Regions from separate parts of the Homo sapiens genome. Here all the other regions are linked to region 1. A link is a contact called in ENCODE Hi-C or POLR2A ChIA-PET data. All regions are on one chromosome and are shown on one strand. The core of a region is the stretch at or near the end of the contact, and the rest is flanking DNA. Distances in the headings are between cores, read along the strand shown. Region 1 has its middle 190 kb from the start of LINC02461. Region 2 holds the start of LINC02450 (long intergenic non-protein coding RNA 2450). Region 3 has its middle 120 kb from the start of LINC02461.

The links. A loop is a pair of places that touch in the nucleus more often than their neighbours do. ChIA-PET counts read pairs that join two places held with the same protein, here RNA polymerase II (POLR2A). Pooled maps may share reads with other maps.
Region 2: a loop to region 1 is called in a pooled map, with 1.9 times the contacts of the local background. The contact joins the promoter of LINC02450 here to the enhancer-like site in region 1. A Hi-C loop is called at or near these places in 2 of 168 maps with a recorded cell type or tissue (PC-3 and mammary epithelial cell) and 3 of 50 pooled maps. POLR2A ChIA-PET finds 5 or more read pairs at or near these places in 1 of 52 experiments (MCF 10A).
Region 3: a map of PC-3 shows a loop between it and region 1 (9-fold over the local background). The contact joins two enhancer-like sites. A Hi-C loop is called at or near these places in 6 of 168 maps with a recorded cell type or tissue (Calu3, MCF 10A, PC-3 and 3 more) and 3 of 50 pooled maps. POLR2A ChIA-PET finds 5 or more read pairs at or near these places in 2 of 52 experiments (MCF 10A and endothelial cell of umbilical vein).

Annotation. Positions count from the first base shown.
Region 1 is chr12:42,959,487-42,964,309 of GRCh38, forward strand. No RefSeq gene overlaps it. Among named protein-coding and RNA genes, the nearest start is that of LINC02461, 190 kb to the right of the region's middle. RefSeq lists an enhancer at 1,133-2,332. Within about 2 kb of position 2,030, at least 6 of the 41 ENCODE cell types and tissues checked have a DNase peak (open chromatin) inside an H3K27ac peak, as active enhancers do; they include PC-3, PC-9, endothelial cell of umbilical vein and 1 more, where a contact is called at or near this core.
Region 2 is chr12:42,690,269-42,695,235 of GRCh38, forward strand. LINC02450 (long intergenic non-protein coding RNA 2450) reads left to right here and starts at 1,948. Exons shown (of 4, transcript NR_135028.1): 1 at 1,948-2,008; 2 at 3,560-3,663.
Region 3 is chr12:43,275,931-43,280,558 of GRCh38, forward strand. No RefSeq gene overlaps it. Among named protein-coding and RNA genes, the nearest start is that of LINC02461, 120 kb to the left of the region's middle. Within about 2 kb of position 1,846, at least 4 of the 41 ENCODE cell types and tissues checked have a DNase peak (open chromatin) inside an H3K27ac peak, as active enhancers do; they include PC-3, PC-9 and endothelial cell of umbilical vein, where a contact is called at or near this core.

The DNA.
Region 1 (4,823 bases), core at 780-3,279:
GATTAGGTCATGAGAACAGAACCCTCGTGAATGAGATTTGTGCCCTTATAAAACAGGCTCTAGAGAGTTGCCTTGCCCCTTCCACCACCCTGGGAGGACACAGCTAGATGGTGCCATCTATGAACCAGAAGAGGCCGTCTCCTCATCTGGCTGTGCCTTGATCTTAGACTTTCCAGACTCTATGAGAAATTGATTATTGTTGTTTATAACCACTCAGTCTAAGGTATTTTGTCACAGCAGTCTAAATGGACTAAGACATGCAAAAATGTCACTTTAAACTTTCTGATATAGAAGATCTCAATCTCATCTCCTTAAATTCAGAAATGAAAACCTCTCTTCTTCTGCTTATCTTCTAGAAAGTAAGATTATGTGTGTATTTTCGTGTGTGGTCTTACGCACAATAAATACTATATAACCTAATATTTTCCTCTTTGTCTGAAGAACAATGGTGAAATATGCTTAATAAGTTAACAGGGAGGAATTTTCTCTAAGGTTCTTGGTTCATTTCTGAGATCCAGATAGGAACTTTGATGGCAGGGGGCTCAACTTAGCCCTCCCAGTATTAGCACATTAGGTACCTTATAAAGTGTAATTTATTTAATGTCCCGCCAGCCATACCACCCTTAAGTGTGATGTCATCAACACATTAAATGAGAACATTTGAGACTTCCAAGTTAAAAAAGAAGTAAATTTTGGCAGGGAACTCAGAAGGTGGTACGGAAGCGGTAGTGTGGTCTCCTTTCAGTTGCACCTGAGTAATGCAGTAATGCTGATGAGTAATGCAGAGGTCAGTGTGCTGGGTGCTGATCAGCAAAAATAAAGAGATATAAAACTGAGAGTCAGACCCCTTTATTCTTAAAAAACACTGAGATGTTTCCCTCTGCCTGATTTTTTGTGGGAATATTTATACTGGAACTTATCCAAAGTTGAGTCAAGTCCGGGTGAGTGAAGCAGCCTCCAGGGAATAGTGTGCCTGTCCAAAACAGGTAATTACCTTGGCCAGAGTTTGCTATATGAATGCACACTTTGCTCCCAACAAAGCCTTTAACTTGCTCAGCCTCTCTCTTGAATTGGGCCCATTGTGCCTCACTAAACTTTTGAAATTTTATTGGCTCTTCATATTTTACTTTCTGTCTTTAGATACAATTTAACGCATTTACTGTCACAATGCACTCAAGCGCTGTGACTAAGAAAGTAAGAGATAACTGTGGATAGACAAGAAAGAAAATTTCTAGATTGAAGATGCACGTTGACTCAAACTGTTATTTCAGAAAGAGCATCTTAATGTCTTCTAGATCAATAACTCTTTTTGAATATCTTTTATGTGCAAATCAGTATGTTAGATTCAAATATGTACAAAGAGAAATAAGGAATGGTGCTACCTTTACATAATACGTTGTGAGACAAGGATCAAATCCATAATTAATCAATAATCAAATCCAGCATATAGATATATAACTATATTTATTCATTTATTTATTTATTGAGACAGAGTCTCATTCTGTCACCCAGGCCGGCGTGCAGTGGTGCCATCTTGGCTCACTACAACCTCCGCCTCTTGGGTTCAAGTGATTCTCTTGCTTCAGCCTTCTGAGTAGCTGGGATTACAGGTGTGCGCCACCACACCCAGCTAATTTTTGTATTTTTAGTAGAGATGAGGTTTCACCATGTTGGCCAGGCTGGTCTCGAACTCCTGACCTCAAGTGATCCACCCACCTCAGCCTCCCAGAGTACTGGGATTACAGGCGTGAGCCACCTCACGTGGCCAGCATGTTAAATATAGTAAAAATAGAATGAAAATATAGCAATTGATTTTGTGAAGCTCTTTACGTTGTTAAAATAGAGGTATGCAAATTGGATGAAAGCTCACTTTGTTAAGAGGTAAAGGGAAACCTTAAGTGGCTTGCATTTGGTTATCCATAAGCATTCTGAGTCTCATAGATAAAACCTGGGATTTTATTATGAGGTTATTATCACACTGAACTAGAAGTCAACCTCAGACCTCTCAGCTGCATAACTTGGCAGTTCCAAATACTGCGCCCACATTCCTTGGCAAAAACAAGCTCCCAAGAATTTTGAGTTCTTAACCTCTACATTTTCTTGGTGGTATGTCATCAACCACACCTGTAGGCACGATCTTTGTTCCTTTAACATTCCATTGAGCTTTGTACAAACAGTTAATCTACCCAACACATACTCTCAATTTTCAGAGTATTGGATGATGCAATAAATATTGAGAGACTTGCAGAGATAAAACAAGCGAAAGCATTCTAGTGATTCTTATTTTTTATTAATTCTGAGATGTCTTTCATAATCTATGAATTTTCTATTTAGGTTTTATTTTGAAAGGCACTGGCCCAGAATAAAGACTCTTATCTCTCATTTCTAGGAAAGGCATTGTGTCTCAGGGTATCCTTACCTTTTTCGGTTTGTTTTCTCCATATTTTGGGCCTGGGAAGGGTAGGAGCTTGATTTTTCTTGTTTTCATATATTCCCAGCAATGCATTTAAAATAAAATTTTATATTTGATTCAGCATTTAGGATCTTATTGTTCAAGGGCTATTGAAAATATTTAGTTCACCATACTTTTTAAATTCGAAGTTTTCTCTAGAAACTCAAAGGAAGTGGAATAAATGAGTATGACTTTATCTCATTCTTTTCAGCTCTATCTCATGCTCTAGCCATAAAACACTCTTTTTTTTTTTGCAATGAATAAACCAGGTATTGCAATCAGTTCATTGATATAATTAGAAAACACATAGAATTCTATTAGATTGTCTTCTATACTTTCTGCAGCACCATTTCCACTCTCAGCCCCCATTTCACTCCCTAAAGCAACTTCCAGTAGCCAGGATATTTTAGTGGTTCTTGTGGCAATAAGAGATGTGACCTGGTCCTCTCCTGAAAGAGTAATAGAAAGTCAGACTTTTTTTTTTTTTTTGGCTTTTTATCCATGCAGTCTTATCTGATAAACCTTGCCTCGTGGAAGAGAGTTTCATGGTGGAACGTGGGTTGGTGTACTGTTGTTAGGGCTCCAGATAGAATTGGGGTTTTATCTAAACAGCCAGAAGGGTCAGTTAAGATACAGAAGTAATGATGATGAGATTGGTAATGATAACAAATACATATCAGTGCTTACTATCTGCCAGGCATTGTTTTATGCATTTTACATATTGAAACCATTTGGCCCAGAAATGATAAAAAGAAGACAAATTTCAGTTTTGTTTTACATTAGCAATAGGTGATTAGTTACATCTGGGCCTTTTTTATATGTTTATTTAGTGAGTTAATAGTTTAGGTTTTTGTTTTAGAGGCAAGTGGTAGGTAAGAATAGGTGTGTCTTCTTTGCATTTAGGACAAAAAAATTGAGAACTACACTAGATACAGAGTTAACTAAATTAAATTAATTAAACTATAACCCTTAGAGCCCTTTCCATCATTTGTATACAACTGGTGTCTATCACCCGGCAAATGAGCAGAGAAGAAAATGAGTTATTGTCTGCCTTTATACCTGCCTGTGTTCCTCTATAATTTTCAGCAAATATTTCTTCTTCTTTTAAGTGTTCCCTCAATGCCAGCTGTTATGTTAAGAACTGAGATGACAATATTGAAAGAGCAAAGAAGGTCACTGGGCTATGGAGGTTTACAATCTGCTGGAGGTTATAGACAAGTAAATGAGAAATTTAAATACAGTTGGATAAAGTAAAAGAGAAATCTCAGTTTCTTCTACTCTCAGATACCTAGTGTCTATTATTTTGAGATTTTGCTATTTCACTATTTTGTGAATTTTGCTTAGTGAATTGCTATTCATAAATTGCTATTAGTGAATTTTGCTATTTCACTATTTTGAGATTTTGCTATTAAAGTAATGTTGAAACATTATACAAAAAAAAAGAATCTGCTATATGGAAATGAGAAAACCTTAAAGAAATTGTGGCTGTGAGTCCATGAACTTCTGCAATGATGATTCCATGGCATGGTGAAATTTTACTTAATAAAATGCATTAGTGCAGACAAGCTGTAGTTTTAACATTCCCATGTGTATAATTTAAGAAGACGGCAACAAATTGGAATAGCACCAAATGAAACTCAGTAATAAGTGTCTGTTGAACGGATGAATAAAGAAAAACAAAACTGACTAAAGAGCTCTTCCTCTTGCCTCTTAGTTGAGAAACATTTGAATTATTCTTTGTAACATGCTTAATTTCATTCCTCATGTTAATGACTGCCTTGCTAGATCTCAATTATTTTTTCAGGTTTAATCTGTCTTTGTAAGAAATTCAGTAATTCTCTTATTTGTTCCGTTTTAGGAACATCTGTTGCAAATCTAGTATTGAGTTTATTTGAAACTAACAGCTGCCCAGTAGCCCATCAAAAGAAATAGCCTAGGTGAAAGCACCCTGTAGATTTCTTTCTAAAAGGTTCAGTTTCTAAAAATTTACCTTTCATTACATTTAAATTATGTGATATGAAACATATAGGGATGGCAACAATTCTCACTGTTAAGCACGATGGATCAGTATTTCGTGCTTATAGTAATCCTGATGTATTTAATCCAAATATTTAGATATTTCAAAGCTACAGAAGAGAAGAAAATGTTATAATTTGAACTTGAGGCCATCTGGCTTATCTGGATCTTGGCTAACACTTTCCAAGTGAAGTGCCCCTGCCTAGACTCTGCAAGTTTCTTTGACAAATTCCCAACTCATGTCTTTCTACAAATTATGTTAAAATAAATTTGAACGGTATAACAGTGAGTCTTTGAGTGGAGTTTGCTTTTCAGAACTAAGCAAACAACAAGCTACTACTAAAATAATCATTAA
Region 2 (4,967 bases), core at 698-3,197, 270 kb before region 1:
CCTTTTCTAAAATGTCATAGGAACACAATAACACATATAGCTTTTTGATTCTGACTTCTTTCACTTAGCATAATATATTTAAGATTTATCCATTTAGTATGTATACCAGTAGTCTGTTCTATTACCGAGTGGTAGTCCATGGCATGGATATACCACAGGCTTTTAATCCATTCAACAATCAAAGGACATTTGGTTTACTTTCACTTTTTGGTAATTTCACTTTTTGGTAATAGAAAGCTGCTATGAACATTCAGGTACAGGCTTTTTACGAATATAACTTTTTCATTCCCCTTGGGTAAATGTCTAGGAGTACAATTACTGGGTCACTGGAGAGTATATGTTTAACTTTGTAAGAATCTGCCAAACTGTTTTCCAAAGGTACTTGTACCCTTTTCCAATCCTATTAGCAACATATGAGAGTTCCAGTTACTCTGTATCCTTGTCAGCACTTGATATTGTCAGTTAAAAAAAATGGAGCCATTTTCATAGATATGAAATGATAATCTCACTGTGGTTTTACTTTTTTTTTTTTTTTGGCCAAATGACTAGTGATATTGAAAACGTTTCGTGTGTGTGTGTGTGTGTGTGTGTGTGTGTGTGTGTGTGTGTTTTGCCATCCATATATCTTTGTTGGTGAAGTGTGTGTTGAAATCTATTGCCCAGTTTTATTTTTCCTTATTGTTGAGTTTTGAGAGTTCTTTATATATTCAGCATACAAGTCCCTTATATGTATTTTACAAATATTTCCTTCCAGTCTGTGGTTTATCTTTTTATTCTCTCAACAGTGTCTTGTAGAAGCTTTTCATGTTGATAAGTCCAGTTTATACTTTTTTCTTTTGTGGTCCAGCTTTTGGTATATTTTCTTTTTTGTTTGTTTTTTGAGATGGAGTCTCACTCTGTCACCCAGGCTCACTACAACCTCTGGGTATATTTTCTAAAATCTTCACCTAAGCAAGGCTGTAAATATTTTCTTCTAAATTTTCTTTTGGAAATCTGTGTATAGTTTAGGTTTTTCATTTAGGTCTGTGATCCATTTTGAGTTAATTTATGGATAAGGTGAAAGGTATGGGTCGAAGTTCACTTCTTTTCACTTAAGGTTGTGTCTCAGAAAGCCAGCAACAATGTTGAGAAGGGATTGGAGAGACAAGAAAGTTGAATGTTTCTTAATTTATCTCTTGTTCTAGGACTTTGCGCATCAGTAGATAAATGGAAAAATCATTCCCAACACAGGGATTGCTGGCATTTATGAATCAATTACATTGATTTGGCCAATATGAATGGTAAAATATTTAAAAAATACATAATAATTAGCCTGTTGGACGTATGACTTAGTGATTTGGCTGTATAGATATAGCTTGAACCCTTCTTTTGATCCAAATTTACTCCCTTATTTATCACTTGAGAGTTATAAGGAATTTAAAAGGAAGAATGTTTTATCTTTTATGTTCTATGATTGTACATCTGAGTAAGACAATTGCTATTATGCTTTGCTAATACTCCTGGTGGTGTCATGATATAAGGGAAGATGAATTTACTTTGACTAATGTATAAGAAAAAAAATCTGTTTTAAGAAAATCGAGGTGTTGGCTTATGAAAGATGAAATTCCAGAGACTCCTCATTTATGTTTTAGACAACAAAAATAATACATAAGCAAATGGAAGAGAGGCAGGAGAATAGGGTCTGGAGTCAGGGAACCTAAGGCCATTTCACACTGACTTCCTAGAACTAAATTGAATGGAAAACCCTAACTTTGCACATCTAAGTAACAAAAGGACCAGGGGCTACTCCCTTTGCAAACCCCCACGTTTTCTGCATGGCAGATGGGAAATTGAAAGTACTTCTGATTGGTTGCTTTTTGCATAGGAGTGTAACTTTGTAACGTCAGCCTCTGATTGGTTGCAGATAGCAACCAATCAGACTGATCGCCAGCAAAGTCTTTGTTTGCATAGACGTTCAACTTTGTAACTTCACCTTAGTCTCTGAGGGCCACAGCTTCATTTACATGAGGTGAACACAAAGTGGCCAATGGGAAATCTCTAGGGGGTATTTGGACCTGAGAAGATTCTATATCCAGGCCCTTGAGCTGCTGCCGCTGCCGGCTCCCACACTGTGGAGTGTACTTTCACTTTCAATAAGTCTCTGCTTTTGTTGTATCATTCTTTCCTTGCTTTGCTGTGTGTTTTGTCCAATTCTTTGTTCAAAATGCCAAGAACCTGGCCAACTTGGAGTCAAGACCCTCTACCGGTAACAGAACTACTTCTTCCGCCCATTCTACAACTTCATTTTTAATGAATAATCTATGCTATTCTTGAATTTCTTTAAATTAAATTAATTCATTTAAACTATCAAGTGGAAAGTAGAGAGTAGGGGTTTAGGCTGTGGAATCCAAATACTCAGGTTCAAATCCTAGTGTCTCTAACTGCATGACGGGAAAGCTCCTTAAATGCTGTGATCTCATTTCCTCCTCTATAAAGTGTGAAAGATGATATTTATACATATGGCTCTTGTGAAAATTAATTGAAATAGTGCTTTAAATGCTTAACTAAGACTGATAAGTAGTATGTGATCAATAAATATCAGCTATTTTTAGTAAAATTGAGAGCTTCCTTTAAGCTATTCTATGCATTGTGAAAGGATATAACCATGGAACAATACAGGGCTTCCTTCCTCAGGGAGTTTGCAATTTGCAACTCATTTAGGGATGCAGATGTGTAAAGAATGACCACTTAAAATTCAACCAGAGGCTGCTCTGCCTATGGAGTGGCCATTCTTTATTACTTTCCTAATAAGCCTGATTTCACTTAAAAACCAGAATGAAATAAGTGTTGTATTATATTTGTTAGGTGAGGTTAGAGTGATTATCAACCCCTGGGTGGATTAGAGGATGTTTCAGCCAAGGACAGTGTTTGATTTGGACCTTGGAGGAGGAGTAGCGGTCTCATAAATGGAGAAGCAGAAGAGAATGACTCACACATTGGTCCAGAAAGGATTTGGAGAAGAATTCTCTTGAGCTGAAGAAGGAAGGATAGGGGGTGGTGGGAAAGAAGTGATAGAAAAAGCAAGTAAAGAACAGATTTTAAAGGGACCAGAATGCCAAGAGGAGAGGTTGGGCTTGGGCTTTTCTTATTCACCATATTTTATACCTTTTTCATATTAGTTCTTGGAAAAAGCCAGCCTGGAAGACTACTCATGAAAGGTTTTCTCTTCCTTTTAAAAAAAATATAAAACAAAAAACAAAAACCACCCTTGTAAATCATTAATGGCCCATTTTAAAAAGGAGATTACAGCCTGGGAGTTACTATTTTTCTGTTAGAGAAATAAAAAGGAATATGTTGAATTATATGAAATATGAATTGGCCTCTGTGCTCCAGTACCTATCTGGGACAGATTTATAAATACTGAAATGATATAAATGATGGTTATTCAACCCATTTAACATTAGAGAACTTTTAATGGCAAAGCAAGGACACTGAAAGAAAAGTTTTAGGGAAAAATAGTGGTAGTCTGGAAATCTAAAAGTTATTCTTTATTCTTCCATATTGATTTACATCTATTTAGAACTTGAAGATTTTTAGTGTTATGCCTACTCTGCCAATTCTTGGAACATTTGCGGAACTGAGAATTTACTTCTTCGTTTATTACTTCCTAACTACATTTTAAAGGTAATAGTGAAATCTTAAATTATTCGTTCTCTTTTCATTGGGCAATGTCATTGAGGTAGAACTAATATTCAGAGAATTAATTTCCAAGATTTTTAATTCTGAAAATGATACAGATTATTTTTCTCAAGTTTAATCTGATGTCTCCTACAATAATACTGGGGAGTCGTGCTGGGAACAGAAGATAAGAAATCATTCATATTCTAGATTAGACAAGCTATACTTTAATTAACAGGCTGCAGTTGGAAAAATGACTCCAAGAATTAAATGTGAAAACCAGCTATTTCAGTGTTCCAAGAATATTTAATCCTCTTAGAAGAGTTTATCTATGTCACAATTGGGAATGATTTAAATTGTCTGTGGCATCTTTACGTTATTATTGAAAATGGAAAAAAAGAAAAATGCCCACCCTCACAGGCTTTTTGCGGCAAAGTTTGGGGGGCACCCACAATTTTAACTTCAGCATTGACAGAGTCCCTCCCCATCTTAGTTGGCGTTGGCTTTCAGGGTTTCTACCAAGGCATCTCTTCAGGCTCACTCTCTAAAAAGATGTTCTTGTTTCATCAGAGCTAACCTAGTTAGTGTCCCATTTCCACAGGACTCTGATAAATGCTAGAATTTCTGCTAAAATAATTTCAGAGTCTAGTGTTTATCCATTTGTTAATTCATTTGGTATTTATTGGTTGTTATTAGATAAACCTATTTTCACTTGAAAGGAAGTGTGAAAATAATATAGGCTTTAGAGTCTGAAGTTCTGAGTTCAAATTGTGAGTCTATCCTTAACTTCCCAAAGGTGTCTGCTGAACTCATATAACTTCTCTGAATTTCCGGCCTTTCATTTATAGAGTAGTGGGAGAATAACAACCACACAGGGAGATTGTGAATACCCTGAAGGGGATTTGCCAGGTGTAAAGTGCTATTTGAAATTTTTTAAACTAAACTAATAAATCCTGCTGAGGGAATGCTTTATCATCACAGGTTGCTCCTTTTATGGTGGTGTCAGTTTCAGGCATAGGCAGGTGGATATAGAATACTACTTGGGATGTGTGGCAGGTTATATGTTCTGAAGAAGACTGCAGTGTTCTCTTCTCCCACACACTCTTCTTGCAATGTGATCTTGACAGTACCCACATTGGGAGGTCTGTTTCCTCCCTTTGGACCTAGGTGACGTTTTCTCCTGTCTTTGCTTTCTTGGGATACTCATGCTTAGAACCCAGCCTCAGTGCTGTGAGGAAGCCCTGTTCCACTTATGTGGAGGAGAGGCCACGTGTAGGTTGGCTGGCAGCCTACCTGAAGTCTTAGCTGAC
Region 3 (4,628 bases), core at 596-3,095, 320 kb after region 1:
ATGGAAAAAATCTCAACATCATTAGAGAAATGCAAATCAAAACCACAATGAGATACCATCTTACACCAGTCACAATGACGATTACTAAAAAGTCAAGAGACAACAGATGCTGGTGAGGTTGTGGAGAAATAAGAATGCTTTTACGTTGTTGGTGGGAAGGTAAATTAGTTCAACCATTGTGAAGACAGTGCGGGGATTCTTCAAGGATCTAGAACGGGAAATACAATTTGAGCATGTTCTCACTCCTAAGTGGGAATTGAACAATGAGAACACATGGTCACATGGAGGGGAACAACACACACCAGGGCCTATTGGAGGGCTGGGGAGTAGGGGAGGGAGAGCATCACGGCAAAGAGCTAATGCATGTGGGGCTTAAAACCTAGATGACAGGTTGATAGGTGCAGCAAACCACTATGGCATGCGTATGCCTATGTAACAAACCTGCACGTTCTGCACATGTATCCCAGAACTTAAAGTAAAATAAAAATTTGAAAAAGATAAAAAAAGAAAAAGGGGGTTGACCATGTTATGAAAGGGCCACACGGGGAAACACCTCGGTCATTCAGGAGGCAGAGGGAGGGGAAACTGTGGGCAAGAGCAATTATTGAGATTTCCTGGGAAAGAACAGGTGAAGAGGGTAAGCAGGTTTAGGACTGGATCATTTGAATAAGTTTAGCATATTTAGGACATAGTGGCTATAGGACATAGTGGCTGTCGGCTGTCCTTGGTTTTCTGGTACCTGATCTTGGGTGATTAGGGCAGGTGGATAGTGTCTTGGAGTGTAAGAGTCTGGTAAAGGAGGTGGTGGTTGGGGCATGGGCTCTGAGTTGGTTGGTTGGTATTTGAAAAGAGCTCAAGAGCAAATTGTTTACCATCTCTTGGAATTGATCAACCTTGGCAGGGAGTCCTTCCAGAGTCAACAAGGGCCCAGATGTCAAAGCATCAGAACCCAGAAAATAGAAGACATGGTTGACACAGAAACAACCCCAAACCCAGTAAATATAAATAACATAGTTTACAACTAATACATGTATCGTATACCAAAGGAATGAAAGAATTTAGAGAAATGATTCTCACCTTTGGGAATACATTAGGATGACCTTTGGATTTATAAAGGTAATCACGTTGAATCCCTATCCCAGACACTGACTTAAGTTGTCTAGCGTGAGGCCTGGGCGTCTCCTGATAGGAGCTCCTTTTAAGAGCTCCCCCAAGTGATTTTAATTTGTAGCCCAAGTTAAAAACTACTGATCTCTAGATCTGAAACTGAAACTCAGAAAGGGTAAATAATTTGCCTACATTCCACAGCTAATATGATGGTAAATACACATCTCTCTTCCAAATTAGAATTTAGTTACTTTTAAAAGAGGAAATACAATATTCCCCTCCAAGTAACCAATGTTTTTCCCATCTGAATAACCCAAATACATGTTTTATTTTGTTTCCAACTTTACATATTCCTTGCATTAACCAAGTACCTATTTAATATTATTGCAGAGAAATCTTTGAACCCAGGCATAGTTGATACCTAGAATCTTTTTCTGTCCAGCACATCAACTTCTGTCAGGCTTTTACAACACCACCCCACCCAACTCATACGGTTATGGCTAGCCTGTGAATGACACTGGTGCATATAGGGCTGAGAGTTATCCCATCATGGTATTCCAGCATTTTATCTTTAGTAATTGGTCCAAATGATGATCACATGAACTAAGCTGGACCAGTTAGAATGCTTCCACCAAGATTTCAAATTTGGATGCTGGAGAGACGATGTGTCTCTGCCTTGTGGATTGTAGGCTGTAAGCACCAAGCACTGAGTAAGCTTCTTTGAGATCCTGTCTAAGGCATGAGAGAATGATGCCATCAGGAAGAGAAACACAAATACAAACAGAACCACAAGACGGATAAGCTGATATCATTGTTTGAGCTTCTGGAGTTAGTCAGGCTTAAATACAAACATCTCCACCCATGGACTTCGCAATTATATGAGCCGATAAATTTCCTTTTTAAGTTATTTTAAATTTTGTTTCTGTCACTTTTAACTATTCCTTACTAATTCAGATGTTTTCAAAAAGTATGTATTATTTGGGGTCACAGTCCTGTACAATATAACCAGGGAGTGCCCAAGAAGACTTTGAACTGGATGTGCTTTTCTTCTTATATGTACAATTGCTTCATTGTGTATGTAGGTTCTCCAGATCCAAGTTTAAAGAAAGGCTGTACTGCAAATTAAAAAATCACCAATAAAATATTTCGTAACAGTCCTTTAGAGAAGACTGAGATTCCAATGACAAAAAAAGCCAATAAATCAAAATCAATTACTAAACATCTGCTGTGTACCAAGAAAATGTGAAATGTATAGGGAGGCTCCAAAAGTAAAGAGGACATGGTCACTACTCTTGAGAAGCTCAGAACTTGTGGGGAAAACATGGACCCAAAGTAACCAGCACTCCAAGATAAAGAACACGTGGCAAGTTGCCAAATGAGCAGTATAAGAATACTTTAGGGCTACATATGTTTAAAAGAATGAGCGATAGTTGTTAGACAGAGGTGATCAGAAACACTTATTGTTGTTTTAGAGGAAGTGAAACCTGAACTGTCCCTTGAAGAATGGAAAGTTTTAGCAGAAAGTTTATTTTTGCCTACAAAGATAAAATTCCACGTAACAGGCTTGAGTTACTTCAATACTGCAAATATAGACCGATAAAAATCGAATTTAATGCAGTAGAAACCCATCTCATTACCTGCAGTTCCATATCATTATTTTGAAATATTTGTTACAATGAAAAAAAAGATTTATGAAGAATATAGTATCTGTCAAATACTTTTTGAGATGGTTATGGTTCTTGTCCCTAAAGGTTTTAATCTACTTAGAAATTTCAAATAAATAAGTTATTAATTTGAGGGCTGGGCACGGTGGTTCACGCCTGTAATCCCAGCACTTTGGGAGGCCGAGGCGGGTGGATCACAAGGTCAGGGGTTCGAGACCAGCCTGACCAACATGGTGAAACCCCGTCTCTAATAAAAATACAAAAATTAGCTAGGCGTGGTGGCGGGCACCTGTAATCCCAGCTACTCAGGAGGCTGAAGCAGGAGAATTTCTTGAACCCGGGAGGCGAGGTTGCAATGAGCCGAGATCACACCACTGCACTCCAGCCTGGGCGACAGAGTGAGACTCCGTCTCAAAAAAAAAAAGTTATTAATTTGAGTAATATCTAAGACAAGATACCTAACCCAAATTAAGGAAAGTCAGAGTAGGATTCTTGGGAAAAGGAGCATCTAAACTAAAGCTTTATTAGAAGTCAAGTAGAAGTAACAAAGTTTCTGAAATGAGAAATACCTGTATATGGTAAATCAAAAGAAGGTCAAAGTGGTGATATGAAGGTACTTGTGAGAGTAGAAGGGGCAATAGAGAGTTTAAACAGTGTTTATTAAATAGTGTCGAGAAAAAAGGCCATGATGATGCCATAGAGCAGCTGCTCTCTAGTAGCATGGGTCCCTGTGGGTCTTTGAGACACTTTCACAGAGTCTGTGAGTCAAATAATTTTGGCATAATGCTAGTACATTATTTGTGTGTAAAAGCTCATTCTCTCGTAAGTGTACAGTGGCATTTTTCACTGTACATTTGGAAGAACCATGTAAAAGAGTGAACCAATATATTCCAAATAACAAATCATGATGTTACAAAAATCATGCATAGATAAAAATCCACTAAAGGTGCAAGATAGGCCAATGTACAGAACTAGACAGACTATAAAGCAGTAGTCCCCAAACTTTTTGGCACCAGGGACCAGTTTCATGGAAAACAATTTCTCCATGGACCAGGGGGTAGGCGGAGATGGCTTTAGGATGAAACTGTTCCACCTCAGATCATCAGGCATTAGATTCTCATGATAAGCATGAAACCTAGATCCTTCACAGGTACAGTTCAGAACAGGGTTTGTGCTCCAGTGAGAATCTAATGCTGCACTTATCTGACAAGAGGCAGAGCTCAGGCAGTAATGCAAGCAATGGAGGTAGTGGCTGTAAATACAGATGAAGCTTTCAGTGGCTCACGCCTGTAATCCCAACACTTTGGGAAGCTGAAGCAGGCAGATCACCTTAGGTCAGGAGTTCGAGACCAGCTGGGCAACAAGGCGAAACCCCGTCTCTACTAAAAATACAAAAATTAGCCTGGCATGGTGGCAGGTGCCTGTAATCCCAGCTACTTGGGAGGCTGAGGCAGGAGAATTGCTTGAACCTGGGAGGCGGAGGTTGCAGTGAGCAGAGACCGTGCCGTTGCACTCCAGCCTAGGCACAAAAAATGAAACTCTGTCTGAAATAAAGAAATATAATAAATACAGATGAAGCTTTACCCGCTCACCTGCTGCTCAACTCCTGCTGTGCAGCCCGGTTCCTAACAGACCACGGACCAGCCACAGAGGTTGGGGACCCCTGCTATAAAGCATTCATGAATATGATTTTAGATTTCATATTGCAACTAATCTTTAAGAAACTATCACTTTTTGAATTTTGATGTAACGTAAAAGATGAATATTCACAACTACTAAAATGGCTATTCAAATACTCTTCCCTTTTGCAACTATATATGTGTATGAGACCAGATTTTTTCATATACTTCAACTGAA